3 separate regions of the Homo sapiens genome follow, and regions 2 and 3 are each linked to region 1. Evidence: chromatin contacts called from ENCODE Hi-C data. All regions are on one chromosome and are shown on one strand. The core of a region is the stretch at or near the end of the contact, and the rest is flanking DNA. Distances in the headings are between cores, read along the strand shown. Region 1 overlaps ZNF827 (zinc finger protein 827). Region 2 has its middle 70 kb from the start of LINC01095. Region 3 has its middle 89 kb from the start of LINC01095.

The links. A loop is a pair of places that touch in the nucleus more often than their neighbours do. Pooled maps may share reads with other maps.
Region 2: a loop to region 1 is called in a pooled map, with 1.8 times the contacts of the local background. The contact joins two enhancer-like sites. A Hi-C loop is called at or near these places in 1 of 168 maps with a recorded cell type or tissue (naive thymus-derived CD4-positive, alpha-beta T cell), 1 of 37 single-sample maps with no recorded cell type and 7 of 50 pooled maps.
Region 3: a pooled map shows a loop between it and region 1 (2.5-fold over the local background). The contact joins two enhancer-like sites. A Hi-C loop is called at or near these places in 1 of 168 maps with a recorded cell type or tissue (naive thymus-derived CD4-positive, alpha-beta T cell), 1 of 37 single-sample maps with no recorded cell type and 8 of 50 pooled maps.

What each region holds. Positions count from the first base shown.
Region 1 is chr4:145,841,716-145,844,795 of GRCh38, forward strand. The region is part of intron 7 of ZNF827 (zinc finger protein 827); the gene reads right to left. Among named protein-coding and RNA genes, the nearest start is that of ZNF827, 96 kb to the right of the region's middle. Within about 2 kb of position 1,601, at least 4 of the 41 ENCODE cell types and tissues checked have a DNase peak (open chromatin) inside an H3K27ac peak, as active enhancers do.
Region 2 is chr4:146,050,393-146,053,472 of GRCh38, forward strand. No RefSeq gene overlaps it. Among named protein-coding and RNA genes, the nearest start is that of LINC01095, 70 kb to the right of the region's middle. Within about 2 kb of position 1,504, at least 2 of the 41 ENCODE cell types and tissues checked have a DNase peak (open chromatin) inside an H3K27ac peak, as active enhancers do.
Region 3 is chr4:146,031,773-146,034,852 of GRCh38, forward strand. No RefSeq gene overlaps it. Among named protein-coding and RNA genes, the nearest start is that of LINC01095, 89 kb to the right of the region's middle. RefSeq lists an enhancer at 1,008-1,057. Within about 2 kb of position 1,624, at least 5 of the 41 ENCODE cell types and tissues checked have a DNase peak (open chromatin) inside an H3K27ac peak, as active enhancers do.

The DNA.
Region 1 (3,080 bases), core at 351-2,850:
AAGTGCCCCGATGAGGACACAAACAAGGGTGGAGGGACAAGGTTAAGGCACTGGTGAGCAGGACCACATGATTCAATCATTCAAGCTGCTAAGTAGATTGATTTTTCTGCCTGGCTACACGGTGTGCCTTGGTGGATTGTTTTTCTCCTTTACTTTTGGGAAGATTATCCTAATTTAAGCAGCTGAGTTTAAGTTCTTAGGATAAAAAAAAAAAACAAAACAAAAAAATGGCATTCTCAAACCAGTTCTTAAAATGATGTCTGGGATTTGCTTCAAAATAATCTACAGGGAGGGGGAAGTAGAGGAGGGAGATAGATAAAACATCATAAATCATTAATTGATGATTGTTGGATTGGATGACAGATACTTCTGTATATGTTTGAAATTTTCCATTATAAGAGTTTTTAAAAATGAGGTAGAGATCCAGTGATCCAGAAACTTGGTAGTTATTAGTTTCAACCTTTAGCTTCACCTAAACCCCTTTAAAAAAATTGCCAGCAAAGAATACTGTCTCCCATTATTTTCACTCTCCTTATCTACCTTTCGTATAACAGAGGTATCAACAAGGGGCAGAGCTGCCACTGGACAGGTGTGAGGAGGGAGGATTTGATGGTGAGGAAAGTGCAGTCACCAACCCATACGGGATGGAGAGTTAACAGCACACATCCGTGGACTTCGTGTTCTCTTGGTGCAGGACACGGGCATCAGCACTCCCATGACTCACTGGCAAGCACATATTGGAATGCCAAGCTACAGAGTGTTTCCTCTTGGGCTGCTACACTTTTCCTTAGTCTTGTGGTTGAAATGAGCATCGAGATAAATAACGATAAACAATTGTGAGGGAAGCTGTGGGTTTATAAGAGGCAGGGATAGAGTCAGCTCCTTTCTTCAGTTTTGTGTCTCTTCTCCCTACCTCATGTCCTTGGATATCCAGATCCTAGGATCAGGAGATGGCAAGGAGTGGAGGAGCGTAGGCATTCATCAGCATGAGAAAGGCAAGGGAAGGTTTGATCTCAGTGCTGTGCTCAGGCCTGCCCTTTACAAACGAAACTACCTTAAATATACCTAGCTATTCTCAAAGTGCGAAAAATTCTGAACTTGATTCCAATCATGAACCGTCCTTCTGAATGATCAGTTTCTTCTAGGAAATCAAACACAGAAGATATGATTACTAAATAAACACTCCATTAGTACTTAAAAATCTGAAGATACAGAAATTCAGAGGTTTGATGTAAATCTTTTTGAAATGTATTACAAATCACACCTTAAAGCATAATCCACACACTGATCTTGTACCTGCAGAGTAAGAGTTCCTTCTAAAACAGGAGTCAGGAAAGAAGAAAGAAAATTGGCATTTTTTTTTCTGTTCCTGATATCAGTTAACTCAGGTTAAAGAGGATTTCTTGGCATAAAAATTTTATTCTATTCCACCTGAAGTAATAAGGCGAGAGGTAAAAAAGAGATCTATTTATGGATAGGCTAATCAAGTAAGCTGCCTCTACTCAAAGGAAAAAAAAAAAAACCACACCGAGGACTTTGTAGAACTATAAGCCAAGAATTCTTTAACACTGATTTCTAAACACCATATCATGCCGGGAGCTCACAGGAAGAACCTCTTCCTTTGCTTTGGGCAAAAGATCTAATTCGGATTTCCTCTTACTCATAATCTCCCAGAAAGAGGAGAATTTAAGGATTGCATCATTTTTGCCAAATGGTTAAAAAAATTTTTTTTCTCTTCTATCCTATAATCATGCTTCAGCTCCAGCCAAGGCAGTTTAGGCTTGAGGCACATTAAAATCTTTGTATGGGGCCAACTTGGGGCCTCCTCTTACCTCTTCCTAGAGAACACCTAAAGAGCATAAAATAATATGGTCTTGCAGCACATCTTTTTGTTGTATAAATATTATGTAATCTTAAAGAGCCCTCAGAAACCTCCATAGATCATGCTAGTGGGGTCCTGCCCAGATCCTCCCTCTGGCACGAATGCACCTACCCCGGAGTTTGCGTAAGTGTTGCCTGATAACTATAAGTGAGAACCGCTGTCCCCATTGGAACCCCCTAACATGGGAGGTTATACATCCCCTGCAGGGGATTACTTGAAGCTAGTGAACCTTCCTGGGGGATGCAGCTGAAGTTAGTTAGAAACCAGCTAAAACCACATCCTTCCTCTCAGCTCCTTCTCCTTCTCTTTCCTCCGTCTTCTGCCCCCATCACCTCCTTGCAGGTTCCTCTGAGAGCATTCCCTCAATAAAGCACTTCCACGAGAATCTCCATCTCTAGGGGACTTAACCTATAACACTTCAAGAATCCTATGGCAGCAAATTAAAATGAATATTTTTTTATGTTTAGTCTGCTGTCTTTCAAGGTCTACTAATCTGTCCAATTTCATCAGTGTTTAGACCCACAGACACAAGCACATACACTAAATAGCTTAAAGGTTAGATGTAGGAGGGGGCAGGATGGATTCCATGGGAGTTCACATCTTCTATTTGGGCATCAAACTTAATATACAAAATAGCCTTTCCATCCCCCGAAAGCCATTTCCCAATACAATCTGCAGTCCATCTTCCTACTCTCATTTTCTCTCTGTATACTTATATACAGACACAAGACTAATACATACCACTCTTCTGTTCTATTAGAACGAGGTTCCTCTCCCTAAAACTATATAAACCCAGTGTGAGCGAATCACGGTGGCTCACCCCTGTAATCCCAGCACTTTGGAAGGCCGAGGCAGGCAGATCGCTTGAGCTCAGGAGTTTGAGACCAGCCTGGGCAACATGGCGAAACCCTGTCTTTACAAAAAATACAAAAATTAGCAGAGGATGGTGGCATATACCTGTAGTTCCAGCTACTCGGGAGGCTGAGGTGGGAGGATGGCTTGAGCCTGCAAAGTGGAGGCTGCAGTGAGCCAAAACTGGGCCACTGCACTCCAGCCTGGGAAACAGAGTGAGACTGTCTCAAATAAATAAATAAATAAATAAATAAATAAATAAATAAATAAATAAATAAATAAAATAAACCCAGTGTGAGGCAAGCTGGCTCTGTTTTAATTGCTCTTTGAAATTTGACATTCCTAA
Region 2 (3,080 bases), core at 254-2,753, 210 kb after region 1:
TCGCTTGAGCCCAGGAGTTCAAGACCAGCCTCGGCAATGTAGTGAAACCCCATCTTACAGAAAATACGAAAAACAAAAATAAGCTGGGCCTGGCGGTGCGTGCCTGCAGTTCCAGCTACTCGGGAGGCTGAGGTGGGAGAATCACTTGAGCCCAGGAGGCTGAGGTTGCAGTGAGTGGAGATTGCACCACTGCACTACAGCCTGGGCAACAGAGTGAGACTCTGTCTTCAAAAAAACAAACAAACAAAAAAAAGAATTGTCAGTCTGCAGCATAATAGATAAGAGCTATTTTGTTGAGATCTCTCGTTTTTATCATTGGGTAAAAAGGTGAGTGTACCCAGGGAATCACTTAGGCAATCCCAATTCGTCTCGACATTGGTAACCTGACATTACAATTTGGGAAGCTACAGTCGTTATTGCACCTGAGCCATGGTGCGCACCTACCCCTGTACTCTGTAGCCAGACCAGCTGAGTTGAACGGCTTTAGTCAATATCTGAGCTGGGTGAGGCTGGGCAAAAGAGCAATAGGTGAAAACAATCCCAGCAAGATGCCCTCTCTTCCTTAGAAATCAATTACTGAGATATCAAAAAGGAAAAGCAATAGAATGCTTTGCCTAATTAAGCAGTTGAGTTTGTAAGTATTTGATAAAACAGCAAAAGTAAATGCAGCACATATATCAGAGCTCTTGGTTGTAAACAGTGGAAACCCAAGGTGGCTTACTTTGAGCTCCATGGAGGAATACGGGGAGAGATACAATAGGTGCTCCCAGAAAGCTTGTGAAGGGAACAACCAAACCCCAGAAGACAGGGTGCACAGAGTTGGGCAGTGGGATTCTCCAACTCTAGAACTGAGGACCTTACACTTGGTATCACCTGTCCCTACAATTTGGCTTCATTCTTCTATACCAGCTGTCTCCATGGGGTGGAGTTACATGGCTGCTTCCAGACATCATCATTAACAAAGAAAGCTCTTCTTCCTTGTGGAGCTCCACTTCAGAATCCTGGTGAAGGCCTCTGATTGGTTTACCTTTCATAGCCTCTTAGAATAATCACTAAAGACAGTGCATGATGCATGGTAATTAACCACATTCCTGCCCTTTGACTGGAACAGAGAGATCAGGGGTCCATAATTAGAAGTTCACACTAGAACCATGTGATTGAAATGGAGAAAGGTAGACAAAAACAATCCATGTTCAACAAAGCCTGTATATGGAGTCAAATATGCCATATTTGGGTATTTATAAACCTATGGGAAGAAAGAATCTGGGTATCATTTGATTTCACAAACTAACATCCCATCAAAAGTGAAAACAAAACAGGATTTATTCAACAAATATTTATATGGCTTAAAATGAGCAAAGCTTGTTTATTTCTGATTTTTGATCACTCATTGGCTTTTTCAGGATGCCGCTGATATTTTTGTCTCTGTGAATGTGGAGGTCTTTCTAAATTTGTCTTAGTAATAACCCTCCTGGAGGGTTTCCTAATATATGCAGGAGATAAAGAAAGAATTACTATATACTTGCCCCCAGCGTGGATTTCTTCATAAGCTGCATTCCAAAGGGAATACTGCATGCATTACCAAAGTTAAAATGCATGAGTCTGTAGAGCTACACTTTGAAAATATTTAAAATGCTAAAAGATGTGTGCATGTATGTCTGAATATGTCTGAATGCAAATGTGTGTGTATGTGTATTTGTGTATGTGAAAACTCTGTTGTAAAATGAAAAACTGAGGGTTGAGTAACCTGGATAGTTCAACAACTTTTAAAGAAAAAAAGAAATACCTCTTAAATTTGACTCATGACGTTTATTTTGCCTGCATGGTGAAAATGTTGATTTCATTAGTCATAGTAGTTGGCCAATGACAGCTATTTCAATATAATCCTTGGATAGTTGACAGCCTTACCAACCATTTCTACAGTTATGAAAATATTCCTCTTCATAATGTGTTAGGAGGTATTACTGCATTTTTTAAAAGTTCAATTTCTTCATTTTTCTTAAACTAGTGAAAATAACTTTTTAAAATTGGTTTTCACATTTTTGCTGCAGTTATCACTATAAATATGTATTATTTTGGCCTATCAGCAGATATCATATTACTTTTGTCAAGAAAATTACCAGTAATACTTGTAGCAAATAAGACATAAATGTAGATAGGCAAACTTACCATCTTTGTTTGGGTTCCCCAGAATGCAGAGTGAGATAAAGATTTGATTACAGATAGTTTATTTGGTGATCCCAGGAACTTCACGGAATGGAGTGGGGAAAGGGAGAGAAAGAAAGGAGAAAAGTAAAAAGGGGGTGCCTTAATAAGTAGGTTCCATTTTTCCTAAGCAACTGGGGCCTACTTCCTCTGGGGAGCCTCTGAGAAACCAGAAAGAATGTATCTCAGAAGGAATTCACTCTTCTGACTCTTGAACCTCGTTGATTAAAGTTGACCTTGGAGGCATTATGCCCTTAGCACTTGCAGGCTACTCGCACTGTGAGCTGAGAAGGGCCTCAGCAGAGAAGCAGAGAGTTATGGCACTCGTGGTAGGAAGATGGCAGTGTGTATAGACATGTTTGCAAGCTGCCGGGGAGCTAACAGGTGAGCCGGGGAACATGGGCAGTGTATCATTAGTGACTACCATGTTCATTCCTTGCTCTCAGCAGATCCTCTCATGCCCACCCTTAGTTTGCTCTGTTACTGACATTTCAGAGTTGTAGCTGGCTGCAATCTCCAAAAATGACTGAAAATAGAAGAATATGTGGAACAAGTCACAATCTTCACTGCTGCAGCTGGTCCCAAGGCTATAATCTATACTCATCATCTCTCTCCAATTCCACTTCTTCTAGATTTCCCGAATCCTTGGCTAGCACTTCCACTAGTCATCATTGCTTGCTCAGTGTATGACCAGACCTTCATCTCTGAGTGGCTGGGCCTTGATTACCTTGCCCTTGTGAGGACATGGCTACTTCAATTGCTTCTCTGCTATTATCGCCAGACAAAGAAGCACTAAGGGGGGCCTGAGTGATTCCCCCAAGTTCTAGACATCTTCCTCCCTGGGCCCATTATGTAGCAGCAACTCCGACTCTTCA
Region 3 (3,080 bases), core at 374-2,873, 190 kb after region 1:
GGTAAGAATTTTTTTTTTTTACTTTTTTTATGCATTAAGATTTATGAAAATAAAATTCTTTTAAAATGCAACTTCACAGTGTGTGTGCACATATGTGTAAATGTCTATTATATATACACTTATACATATATACACGTATATATACACTATATATACACACACACACACACACTCACACACATATATATATGTGTATGTATATTTTTGAGACGGAATCTCTGTTGCCCAGGCTGGAGTGCAATGGCACAATCTCAGCTGACTGCCACCTCTGCCTCTCAAGTTCAAGCGATTCTTTGCCTCAGCCTCCTCAGTAGCTGGGACTACAGGTGCCTGTCACTATGCCTGGCTAATTTTTGTATTTTTAGTAGAGATGGGTTCCACCGTGTTGGCCAGGCTGGTCTCAAGCTCCTGAGCTCAAGTGATCCAGCTGCCTCAGCCTCTCAAAGTGCTGGGATTACAGGTATGCACCACTGTGCCTGGCCTGCCTGTGGTATGTTGTAATCTATACACTTTTATTTTTATTAATTATTTCACATAATTTTTACAACAGATCTGAAAACAAGGTTTGCATTTACAGATCAGGAAACTAAGAGCATTGAAGTGATTTTCTCTGTGGTCAGTGATGGTGCTAGCTTAGAACTGGGCAAACAAGCTTACACTTTGATGTTTACCCACTAGCACTACTTCCCTCAAAGCTGATCACAAATCATAATCGTGAAAGAAGCTTTGAAACTACAGATCTACAACTTCCTTTTGTAGGACTGGAAGGGACCTTAATTAAGACCCTTCTCTTTACAGAGGAGGGAACTGAAGCCCAGGGATACCGGAAGAGTTGGCCCGGGTCACATCGTGGTGATTGGAAGGACTAAGAGAGCAAGCCTGGCTCTTGACTCCCAGGCCTTTCTATACCCCGCCTCCTGCTGCCCCGGCCAGGAGGCTAGATCTCAGAATGCAGTCAGAAAAATCCTTCACTGAGAGGACTAGATTGCAGCTCTGAACAGAGCAGCATGTGGAGGCGTGCATTGTGAATTTTAGCTCCAGATCAACTGCAAGAATAAACCTGCAATCCCAAGAGGACCCACAAACCCTCTGAAGGAAGCAGACTGCTCCCGCAGGACCTAAGAGACACCCCAAATACTGTGAGTGCCCCAACTGCGGAAGTGGAAAAGGAAGACCCTCCTCTCCTGAACACACACCCCCACTGGAGAAGCTGAAGGTCTGTTTGTGGGAGAAGTTTCCAACTTAACTGGAGCTGAGTCAAGTTAGAGAGCCCAGCAAAATGCAGGGGTAGAAGAAGCAGCAAGGCCCTGGGAGCTCTCTGGGTCTCCAAGCAGCCCATTCCTCTCTGGTACCATAGGGATCCACTGGGAGGGTGGCTAGAGGAGCAGAGGGTAAAACTCCATGGGGAGAAGGAATTCTCTAGCTGAACTTTGTAAGTTTGAACAGGGCAAGAAGCCTCCTGGCCAGAACTCAAGGGAGGGTGTGAATCCGGTGTGCAGACTTCACAGGTGGGAGAGAACTAAAGCCCTTTTCTCTCGCAGCTGGGAAGCAGATAGCCTTGGGCAAATTTCCAAGTCCGTCTTGCCCTGACCTGGAAACAGACTCCCGGCTGCTGTTGAGGTCACAGTGAGAGTGAGACCGGCCCTTCAATTTGCATGGGATCTGGGTGAGGCCAGTGACTGCTGGGTTTTCCCCACTTCCCTGACAACCTGCATGACTTAGCAGAGGCAGGCATAATCCTCCTTGGTACACAACTCCAGTGACCTGGGAATCATGATCAAGTGGGTTTCATACCAGGGATGCAGGGATGGTTTAACATACGCAAGTCAATAAATGTGATACACCATGTAAAGAGAATTAAAAACAAAAATCACATGAACATCTCAACAGATGCAGAAAAAGCATTTGACAAAATCCAGCAACCTTTATGATTAAAACTCTCAGCAAAATTGGCATACAAGGGACATACCTTAATGTAATAAAAGCCATCTATGACAAACCCATAGTCAACATAATACTGAATGGGGAAAAGTTGAAAGCATTTCCTCTGAGAACTGGAACAAGACAAGGATGGCCACTCTCACACTCCTCTTCAACGTAGGTACTGGAAGTCCTAACAAGAGCAATGAGACAAGACAAAGAAATAAAGGGCATCCAAATCTGTAAAGAGAAAGTCAAACTGTCACTGTTTGCTGATGATATGATTGTTTACCTTGAAACCCCTAAGGATTCCTTCATAGAACTGATAAAAGAATTCAGCCAAGTTTCTGGATACAAGATTAATGTACACAAATCAGTAGCTCTTCTATACAACAACAGCAACCAAGCAGAGAATCAAATCAAGAACTCAACTCCCTTTACAATAGCAAGAAAAAAAAAAAAAAAAACTTAGGAATGTACCTGACAAAGGAGTCAAAAGACCTCTACAAGGAAAACTACAAAACATTGCTGAAAGAAATCATAGATGACAAAAACAAATGAAAACACTTCCCATGCTCATGGGTGGATAGAGTCAATATTGTGAAAATGACCACACTGCCAAAAGCAATCTACAAATTCAATAGAATCCCCATCAGAATACCACCATCATTCTTCACAGAATTAGAAAAAACAATTATAAAATTCATCTGGAACCAAAAAAGAGCTCGCTTAGCCAAAGCAAGACTAAGCAAAAAGAACAAATTTGGAGGCATCACACTACCTGATTTCAAACTATACTGTAAGGCCATCATCACCAAAACAGTATGGTACTTGTATAAAAACAGGCACATAGACCAATGGAACAGAATAGAGAACCCAGAAATAAACCCAAATACTTCCAGTCAACTGATCTTTGACAAAGCAAACAAAAACATAAAGTGGGGAAAGGACACCCTTTTCAAAAAATGGTGCTGGGATAATTGGCTAGCCACATGTAGGAGAATGAAACTGGATCCTTATCTCTCATCTTATACAAAAATCAACTCAAGATGGATTAAGGGCTTAAACCTAAAACCTGAAACTATAAAAATTCTAAAAGAAACATTGGAAAAACCCTTCTAGACAATGGCTTAGGCAAGGATTTCATGACCAAGAACCCG